Regions from separate parts of the Mus musculus genome. Here region 2 is linked to region 1. The links are chromatin contacts, found by Hi-C or POLR2A ChIA-PET in ENCODE. All regions are on one chromosome and are shown on one strand. Each heading gives the region's core, a stretch centred on a gene start or an enhancer-like site at or near the end of the contact. The rest is flanking DNA. Distances are from core to core; before and after follow the strand shown. Region 1 holds the start of Ppt1 (palmitoyl-protein thioesterase 1). Region 2 holds the start of Cap1 (CAP, adenylate cyclase-associated protein 1 (yeast)).

The links. Hi-C counts contacts between places; a loop is a spot of excess contacts on that map. ChIA-PET counts read pairs that join two places held with the same protein, here RNA polymerase II (POLR2A).
Region 2: a map of left cerebral cortex shows a loop between it and region 1 (7-fold over the local background). The contact joins the promoter of Cap1 here to the promoter of Ppt1 in region 1. A Hi-C loop is called at or near these places in 4 of 37 maps with a recorded cell type or tissue (heart, left cerebral cortex and regulatory T cell). POLR2A ChIA-PET finds 5 or more read pairs at or near these places in 5 of 5 experiments (Patski and embryonic stem cell).

Annotation. Positions count from the first base shown.
Region 1 is chr4:122,834,469-122,839,271 of GRCm38, reverse strand. It overlaps Ppt1 (palmitoyl-protein thioesterase 1), which reads right to left and starts at 3,045. Exons shown (of 9, transcript NM_008917.3): 1 at 2,893-3,045. The coding sequence starts at 3,016.
Region 2 is chr4:122,883,746-122,888,144 of GRCm38, reverse strand. It overlaps Cap1 (CAP, adenylate cyclase-associated protein 1 (yeast)), which reads left to right and starts at 2,069. Exons shown (of 13, transcript NM_001358035.1): 1 at 2,069-2,331.

The DNA of each region.
Region 1 (4,803 bases), core at 1,796-4,295:
CACACACACACACACACACACACACACTAATAAAAAAATACTTTAGCTGGGCAGTGGTGACACACACCTTTAATCCCAGCACTTGGGGGGCAGAGGCAGGCGGATTTCTGAGTTCGAGGCCAGCCTGGTCTACAAAGTGAGTTCCAGGACAGCCAGGGCTATACAGAGAAACCCTGTTTGGAAAACAAAAAAAAGAAAAACAAAAAACAAAACAAAAACCACCCAACAATAAAAACAACAAAAAACTTTAATAAAAAAGACCCAAAAATTAAACTTAGCAATACACCAAAACAATAACAATACACCCTTTAGTTACTAAGTCCAAAAGCAGAACCTCTACTTCTTTTGTTTTGAGACAGGGTCTGGCTATGAACCTCAACTGGCTGAGGACCGGGATCCTACTCTTTGAGCTTCTTGAGGGCAGCAAGTACAGTGTGCGTTACTTTGGTTTAAAAAAATTCTGACTACCCCCCCCCCCCCCAGTATGCTCATCATCCAAGCAACCCTATTTTCATTAAACAACTTCACTTTCTAATTGTCCAAGCCAAAGCCTGTGTAGTCATCTCTGCCACCTCCATCTCTCATGCCATATCTAATTCTTTGATGCCACACTGAAGTATGCCAAACTTCCACCACACTTCCTGTTACCACACAGCTGTCGTTATACAGCTCTGAGTCACAGGCATCTCTGGGTTTAAGTCTGCAGTGTCCCCTTGCAGTTCCTGTGACATCTACAATCTATTCTCAACACAGCAACTACAACAGAAATGAGGACACTGGTGGGACAAGACAGACAGGCACTCATGCCTTTAATCCATAAAGCACAATCCTGTAAGGTCTCCCTCCTCCCTGTCTACAGCCCTACTGAGCCTGACCCTGATCCCTCTTCGCCTTATCCCAGAGAGAAAAAGAAACAATTGACTTAGCTACAGGACAAAGCCAGGGACTCTTGAGGACAAACAGGCCATTGAGCTGAATCTTATACAGGGAATCTCCCTAAGACTCTTCAAGAAAACCAATCTTCACAGCTAATAAATCAGAGCTCCCTGGGGGCTGGTGCGATGGCTCAGTGGTTAAGAGCACTGACAGCTCTTCCAGAGTTCCTGAGTAAACCACATGGTGGCTCACAAACCATCTGTAATGGAATCTGATTCCCTATTCTGGTGTGTTTGAAGACAACTACAGTGTGTGTGTATATATACATATATATACACACACACAATACACACACACACACTTGATTTTTTAAAATATATGTGTATATATATGTATATGTATGTATGTATGTGTATGTATGTGTATGTATGTGTATGTATGTATGTATGTGTATATATATATATATAGTTTTAAATCTGAGCTCCCAAAGAAAATGCCTGTTGTTGGTTCTGTTGACAAGCACCTGAATTCCCTGTGATCTCAGCTGACTGTTCTCAATCCCTTTTCTTCTAATGACAACTTCTCCCCAGAGCTCATAGCCACAGCTTTTGTTCAGTGATCACTTAGGGTATGCATAGACATCTAGTGTCAGAAATAGATCCTTTCAACGTCATTTTTAATTTTAATTATATGGGTCTTCCCATGTAGCTCTGGCTGATGTGGAACTTGCCATGTAGATCATGCAGGCCTCAAACTCGGGGTGTTCCTCCTGCTTCTGCCTCCGGAGTGCTGGGGAGTTACATTCCTAAACTAGCTCTTTACAGTTGCTAGCTAGCACAAAGGGCTTAGAACAGTTCTTTACAAATGTAAATTCTACCACCTCACAAGTTCCTAGTGAAATTCCAAGTCCTTACACTAATCTTAAAAGCCCCAGCATACTTGTCCACCCTCTTATTCCCTTGCTCCCGCTGCTCCTGCTACACTGCTCTGCATGCTAGTCTGCCAAGCTCAGGGCCTTTGCACCTGCTGCTCCTGTGACCACATGTCCCTATGGCATCTTCCCTCGTCCTCCTTTTTTTCTTCTCTTTTTTCCTTCTTTTATTTTTTTTATTGGATATTTTCTTTATTTACATTTAAATGTTTTCCCCTTTCCAGGTCTCCCCATCGGAACCCCCCTATCCAATCCCCCCTCCCCCTGACTCTATGAGGGTGTTCCCCACCCACCCACTCCTGTCTTCCCTCCCTGGCATTCCCCTACACTGGGGCATCGAACATTCTCAGGTTCAAGGGCCTCTCCTCCTACTGATGTCCAAGTCCATCCTCTGCCACATAGGCAGCTGGAGCCATGGGTCCCTCCATGTGTACTCTTTAGTTGGTGGTCCAATCCCTGGGAGCTCCGGGGGGGTGGGGCGGGAGGGAGGATCTGGCCAGTTGCTCCCTCCATGGTGCTGCATCCTCTTAAGCTCTACTCAGTTGTCACTCTTGGGTGAATCCCGTTTCCTGTTCTAACTTGCTCCGTAGAAGCACAAGCTCACACCTGAGGCTCTATCTTCTGTTTTCACTGCACTCCTGGCCATTTGACAAGTTTCCCGTATTTCCTTATAATACGTTTCCCCCACTGGACAGCAAGTTCCAGAAAGATGAGAATGCTTCATGCTCAGGTATAGCAGGTGCTCTGAGGTAACTGTATAAAGGACATGAAGGCCCCTGGTAGATCTCTATTCAGATGTGAAGGAATGAAAGCCTGAGTGTGCAGTCCAGCTCTGCAGGGGCAGGCTGGACTGACTGTGAGATACTGCAGGCTGATGCTACTGCTGCCAGGATTTTAACAAAGCATAAACCAAGCCGTGCACAATACTCACTGAGCACTCACTAAAGACACCTGGTTGTCGTCCCTTCCGTGCAGAGCAACAAATCCGAAAACCTTGGACTAGGCGGGTGCTGTGGAATCCCTATCGTCTTTCCAGATTTAAGAACCGAGGGGGGAAAAGGATGCCCCCGTCCACGCCCACTCACCCATCCCATGCCAGATCACCAGCGGTGGTGGTGAAGGTGGGTCCAGATGCCCCAGGGCCCAGGCGGCGCAGCACCAAGGCAGCAGAGCGGCAGCTAGCAGCCTCCGCGAACAGGACGACGCCATCTTAGCAATCACATGACCGCGGGGACTGTGGACCAAAGTAATTCCGGTGGCCACGCCCCCTGCCGGGCTCTGCATCCTGACAGAGACGTTTATTCATTGCTTAACACCCACCAGACTCTACTATATAAGGGCTTTCCATCTTTTAATTGATCTTATGCACTGCTCTCATTTTACACCCAAGGACGCCTAGGTGACAATTCCCCCTTCCCCCTACGGAACTTTGCCTTCTCTTTCAGCTGTGTATTAGCAGAAAAGAGCTGTTTATTCGCTAACAATTATGTCATTTGCACGTAATTTTAATTCTATGTGTGGGCGTTTCATATGTGTACGGCTCGCGTTCTACAGCGCATGTGTGGAGGCCAGAGAACCGCTTGCAGGAGCGGTCAGAGGGATTGAACTGAGGTCATCCATCAGGCTTGGCTGCAGGTGCTTTCCCCCTAGGAGACTGTTTTTATTTTAGCACATGTGTGAGAAATTAGGTAAGGTCCTCGGAGGCGGAGGCAGAAAACTCTTCAGCACAGTGCCATAGTACTTATAGCCCTTGGAAGAAAAGGCTCAGTGTCGGGACTGGGGAAGGGAGACTTGATTTTCATCCAGGGCAAGTTATATCATGGTGAGGTTTGGTTTGGATCGTAAAGCTAAGATGGGGTTTCAAAAGCTAAAGATGTAATTAGGGAGGAGGAAGTTTGGACTCCTGAAGAGGGAAAAAAGTATCTTATTAAAGATGTAATAAGACTTCCAGGCTGTCATGGACTCTCAGGTATTTCATGTACTAGGAAGATGGGAAACATAGCTACGTCCTATCCAAGCTCCACTCTGGTTTATTATAGCCCAGAGGCTCCTGTCTATGCTCCCACATCTTTTCTAGATTCCCTCAGTGCAGCCTCGGCACCTCAATGACAGTGTCAAACATTTTTTCCCCTAAAAAAGCATTAAAAATGTTTAAAGGAATCTGTTAAATAGGGTGTATTCACGGTACAGTGGGACTCTCTGACACCGGCTTTATAAAGGATGAAGTAGTCTTGTAGAGAGCGACATATGAAAAATCTAGAAGAATAACCGGTTGTGCACCCACATGAAACCCTTCTGTACCACCCCACTGAAACCAGCAGTTACTTAGTAATTGGAAAGCCAATTAAAATACAGGATTAGGATGCATTATACAGTGCACAGTCTGATAAGCGTTGGGCCAGCTAGATTGTTCAGCTGGATAAAACAATGGCCACTAAGCCATTCCTGATCCTTTCCTCTTGAGAACTATGATAGCTTGAGGTTAAAAAAAACAAGTTGTGCAAGCTGTCTTCTGAGCTCTATACACCGACAGTCACATGTCCCCATAGAGACTCATAAACACACAATGTAAACAAATAAATCAGAGTAAAAACAAAGGAAAGCAAAAATAGGCCCGGGGCCAGGAAGACAGCTCTGTCTTTAAAGTGCTTGCTGCTTCAGCGTAGAATCTGAGTTGGATGGCCACACCCGCAGGTGTAGGGAAGTGCAATCCCAGTGTGGAGGAGGCAAAGACAAGGGGATCCCTGGGTTTTGCTGGCTGCCGGGCCACAGTCTAATCAGATCGCCAGGTTCCAGGTTCAGTGGGAGCCTTTGTCTCAGATATGAGGTGAGAGGGATGGAGAAAGAAACCAGATAGGTCTCAGTAGCCCAAGTTGGCCTGGAATTTTCTATGTAGCTTCGAATGACTGAACTCTTGCTTTTCCTGTCCCTGCCTCGAAAGTGCTGGGATTATAGGCTTTGGCCACCATACTCAGCTCATTCTTTACTTTATACAT
Region 2 (4,399 bases), core at 820-3,319, 50 kb before region 1:
GAGGGTAAAATTGGTTAGGGGGAGGGGCTGTCTGTTCTGAGCTGCATATAGACTCATATTTAACCTTTTGATTTTGTTTTGTTTTGTTTTGGCAAATTGTTGCTTTGTAGTCCAGGCTGGCCTCAGACTCAGAGTCGTCCTATCTCAATCTTCCCAGAGGTGAGATCAAAGGTGTGCATCACAACTCTCTGTTTGATGTTAAGACAGTATTTATTGGTTAAACTTTTAAATTTTAAACGTATTTTATTTATTGACCAGGCAAGTTGGCCCATACTTTTAAATCTAACACTCAGGAGGCAAAGACAGGCAGAGATGTCTGAGTTCAAAGCTAGTCTGGTCTTGGCTCTAGGGTAGCCAAGGGTATGAGAAGTTTTCTCAAGAGAAAATAAAACAAAAATTTTATTTGTTGTGTGAGAGATTGAACCCACATGGACCATGAATGACTTTTTGAAGTCTTCTCTCCTTCTGTCAGGTAGGTGTTGGGGAATCAAACTCAGGATTTGGAAGCAGATGTCTTTCTCCAGTTGAGTCATCTTTCCAGCCCAAATGTATTTGTTTGTTTGAGGCAGGGTCTCACTGTGTCTGGAACTCATTATGTAGACCAGGCTGGCCTTGAACTCACAAAATCAACCTGCCTCTGCTTCCCGGGTGCTGGAACTAAAGGTGAGCATTACCACACCTGCCCCTGAAATGAACATATTATAAACGGATGATTTTTGTGCCATAATTTGGTATGTTGTCATTTCTGTTTTAAACAAACTGGGAGTCATAAACTGGGGGAGGCCAGTAAATTGTCCAAAGCACCTTGATCAAAGTCGGGACGCTAGTAAAGGGCTCGGAGTCAGGAATGGAACAACTTACGTCTACAACCAGAGGCACCCAATGCCTCAAATGTTCCCAGATCTATCTATCACTGGGGATGATTAAATTCATTGGTTCTAAGACAGTCAAATGCGTGCTCTGTTTAAAGTTTCAACATCTACTTTGTGACCTTGGCAAGTTATTCAGCTTCCTCATTTGAAGCTCCGAGGATGTAATGGTACCTACCGCAGAGAGTTGCTATTAGGATTAAATGAAAATGGTTTGAGCGCTCAGCACAAGCCTGGCATGTAGTCAGCGCACAGTAAATGGTAGCTATTATTACATGAACTGTATTTGTTGAATGATTGACTCTGGCATATAACACCTGCATTCAACTTGAACGCGGAGTTGTCAGTCATCCAGTCGAAGGGGTAGGAACCATAGCACAGCACTCGCCAATTTTTTTTCTAGAAATAAATCTTTGTGGGAGGATAATGACCGGTTGGAAAGTGTTAAGTCCGGAGGAAACAAAGACGCGATCCCCCGTCTAAGAAGCAGGGAGGCGAAGACTGCCCTGCAGGCTGCAGTTACAGCTCTGAATCGCACACGGGCTCATTAGCAGCCAGCTGGGCATACATAGCTTGGGGCGATGAAGCCTCAAAAGCAAGATTTTTAAGGAATGGGACAAGATCTCCTTTAATTTTGCTCATTTCATTTCAGGGACCACACCCTACAGGGTGGGAGGAAGAACTCCGAAGCCTGAGGCGGAAGCTTAAGCACAGCCACGGACCTGACCATCTATGGTCACAAAACGCACAGAGCAAACAGGAAGTGGGGCGCGAGTGGAAGATTTTCTCCACCTTCCCAGCCCTAGCCTCGGAATCGAGCGAGGGCGAGCATGCCCAGACGCTCAAAGCCTACTCTATTAGCCTCCGCGACCGAGTCCATTGCTTTTCTGTACTACAGACAGGGAAACCAAGGCTTGCACGCCCAGCCAGGGGCGAAATTTGGTCCCGGTCCCCCCAACCACCAGACACTGGGTCTCAGAGCCTTCTAGCCCCACTGTTGTTCCCTGAACCTCTTCCGGACTGAGGCTAAAAACGTAACGACCTCAGTCTCCGAGCACAAATTGACAAAACAAGCAGCCACTCAGCTGTCTTCCTTTGAGGAGGTGGGGCTTGGTTAGGAACTCCAGCTCCTTATTGGTCTGGGCCTCGGGGCGTGACCAACCGTGGACACGCCCCTTCCCCGAGTTTTCCTCCCCCACCTCCCTTGGAGGCGGAGCCCTTTTCCAAACGCTCCTAAGCCAGATTCTCTCTCCGGTGGCGGGGAATGAGGGCGGAGTCACGAGCGGAGCGGCCAAACTTCTTCCTCTCCCCCGGGCTAGCGTTACAGCCAGTGGTTCATTTCCGGTGGGGGTGCCGCGCCCAGTGAGGGCCCGGAAGTGGGTCGCGCGAAGACCGCTGGGCGGTTCTTGCCGGAAGTGGAGAGCGGCTGATCGCAGTCCGGAGGTGAGGCGGAACTCTTAAGGTGAGGGTTGGTGGTTGGATAAGGATTGGGATGGTCTTTGGGGCCCACCGGGTCCTGGCCGTTAGTAAAGGCTGTGCTAGCCTACGCGCGTTTGAGGAGTCTTGCTGAAAGGCCGGGGTTTGGGCCCTTCGGCCATCCCGGGCTCCTGGGTGCGGTCTCTTGAGGTGGGGCTGGGGTACCAGATTGAACCAGGAGGTCTTGGGGAAGCCACTTTCTCCTTGATTTCGCAGCTCTGCCTATCAGCCTCCGCGGAGGCCTGATTCCTAAAGGCATCCTAACCAACTGAATGGACCCTGGGAGACCTTAGAATTTCCTCCTGACCGGGTCTTGTTCCCATTACTCGGATGGGTAACTTGATCTCGGAGAAGAAAAGAATCTGGTTTTAGAGAGAGGTTTCCAGTCCTAGATCCTTCCTTTCCTTGGAACCTCTCTAACTTTCGATCTGGGCAGCTGCAGGTTAAAGGCTATCTGGTAGTAGAACTAAAAAAAAAAAAAAAGTTAAAAATTTGGAATGCCTGTTAAATTTAAGGTAGGCTAGTAAGCCCTGCGTTTACGTTCAGTGAGCTCCCCTTACTCTTAGACTGCCACTGTTCACTCGCAATCCAAGCTAACTTTATGGGAGGTGCTGTCCACTTCTGGATCTGAAGTCAGATGATTCAGGTTGGGTCTGGCACAGTTGCCAAGTGCCTGTGGTCGTAGGATCGCTGTGTTTATTCTGTGTTGGCAACATGGAAAATGTCATCGAATACAGCTTTGAAAAGTCTAGTCATTGCCCCCATCGAGTTAGCAGTGAAAGACAGTTAAGAAATAGTTACAAATGTGGTGAGGGTGCTGTGGAAGGACGCAGCAAGGGAGTCAGAAGCGTTTTGAAAGATCAAGAGGGTGTGTGTGTGTGTGTGTGTGTGTGTGTGTGTGAGAGAGAGAGAGAGAGAGAGAGAGAGAGAGAGAGAGAATATATTAGATAGAGGTTAGTTAGTATCAGAACTGTCAGCTGTAGCTCTTTGTACTGCTTTCCCTTGAAGTGAAAATCCAGGGTTAGAACAGCACGTTCATCATCTGCCAAGCATTTATTGGACCTCAGTATGTGTGAAAACATTTTAGCTTAGGCACTTAGCCCTTCTGGCTAGGAATACACTTGTTCTCTGGTGATATGTACAGTATGGGAGGAACCGGCAAATCAAGGGTGGTTGAGTGTGTGCACTGTGTGAACACAGAGCTACTGAGAACAGGAGAAATATCTGAACCACAGTTCTAGGCAACAATGAGGGACTTAGTGTTTCAAGATTTCCTTAGGCATATAATGAGCCTAGGAAACGGATTTCTAGGCAGAACTAGATGGAAAGGCGCAGAGACCTAGGCATGAGAAAGACCCAAGTGACTAGTCAGCCGTGTTGTGGTTCCAGTATTACTTGGAGAAGTGGAGAAAATGAGAGGTTGTGGAGTCAAATAGGGAGGCCCTTGGAAGCATGCTAAAGAATTTGGATTTTAGCCTGGAAGCTATGGGGATACTTTGAAGGGTTTTCCCACTTGGCAGAGTGGGAAGGGACCAGACACTGGAGTAGACCAGTACTTAAAAAGCTGTTGCTGTGTCATGGCTTGAGCTGGAGAGGGGAAGTGGAAATGACCAAGAGGGGTTGCATTTGAGCAGTCTTGGCCATATGTGATAGTGTGTGTCTGCCATGTCAGCACCTGGAGTTTGAGGCAGGAGAATCACGAGCTGAAGCCTAGGGCAGATATCAAGGCTGGAATCCAAGGAACTGGAGGCTTGTTATTTATGGGAGTGAAGAAGTAGTTGTAGTCTGGAAATTGCTGCTGTTCTGGTCTAAGATACTGTCAGTACCATTCAGATAAGGAATATAAAAGGTTCATTGGAAAGAGATATAAAATTGTGAAGTGACAAAGAAAAAAATCTGTAGCCTTCTGGGCATTAGTGCCCCCAGGTCTAGCCAGGGCAAATTGCAAAGGTGTGGCAGAAGAGGGTTTGGTCTGTACTGCTATGAGAAATACTCAGGCCTGGAGTTCGGTAGGAGCTGGGAGCGGGGTGGGGTGTCTGGCTGGTTGTTTGGGG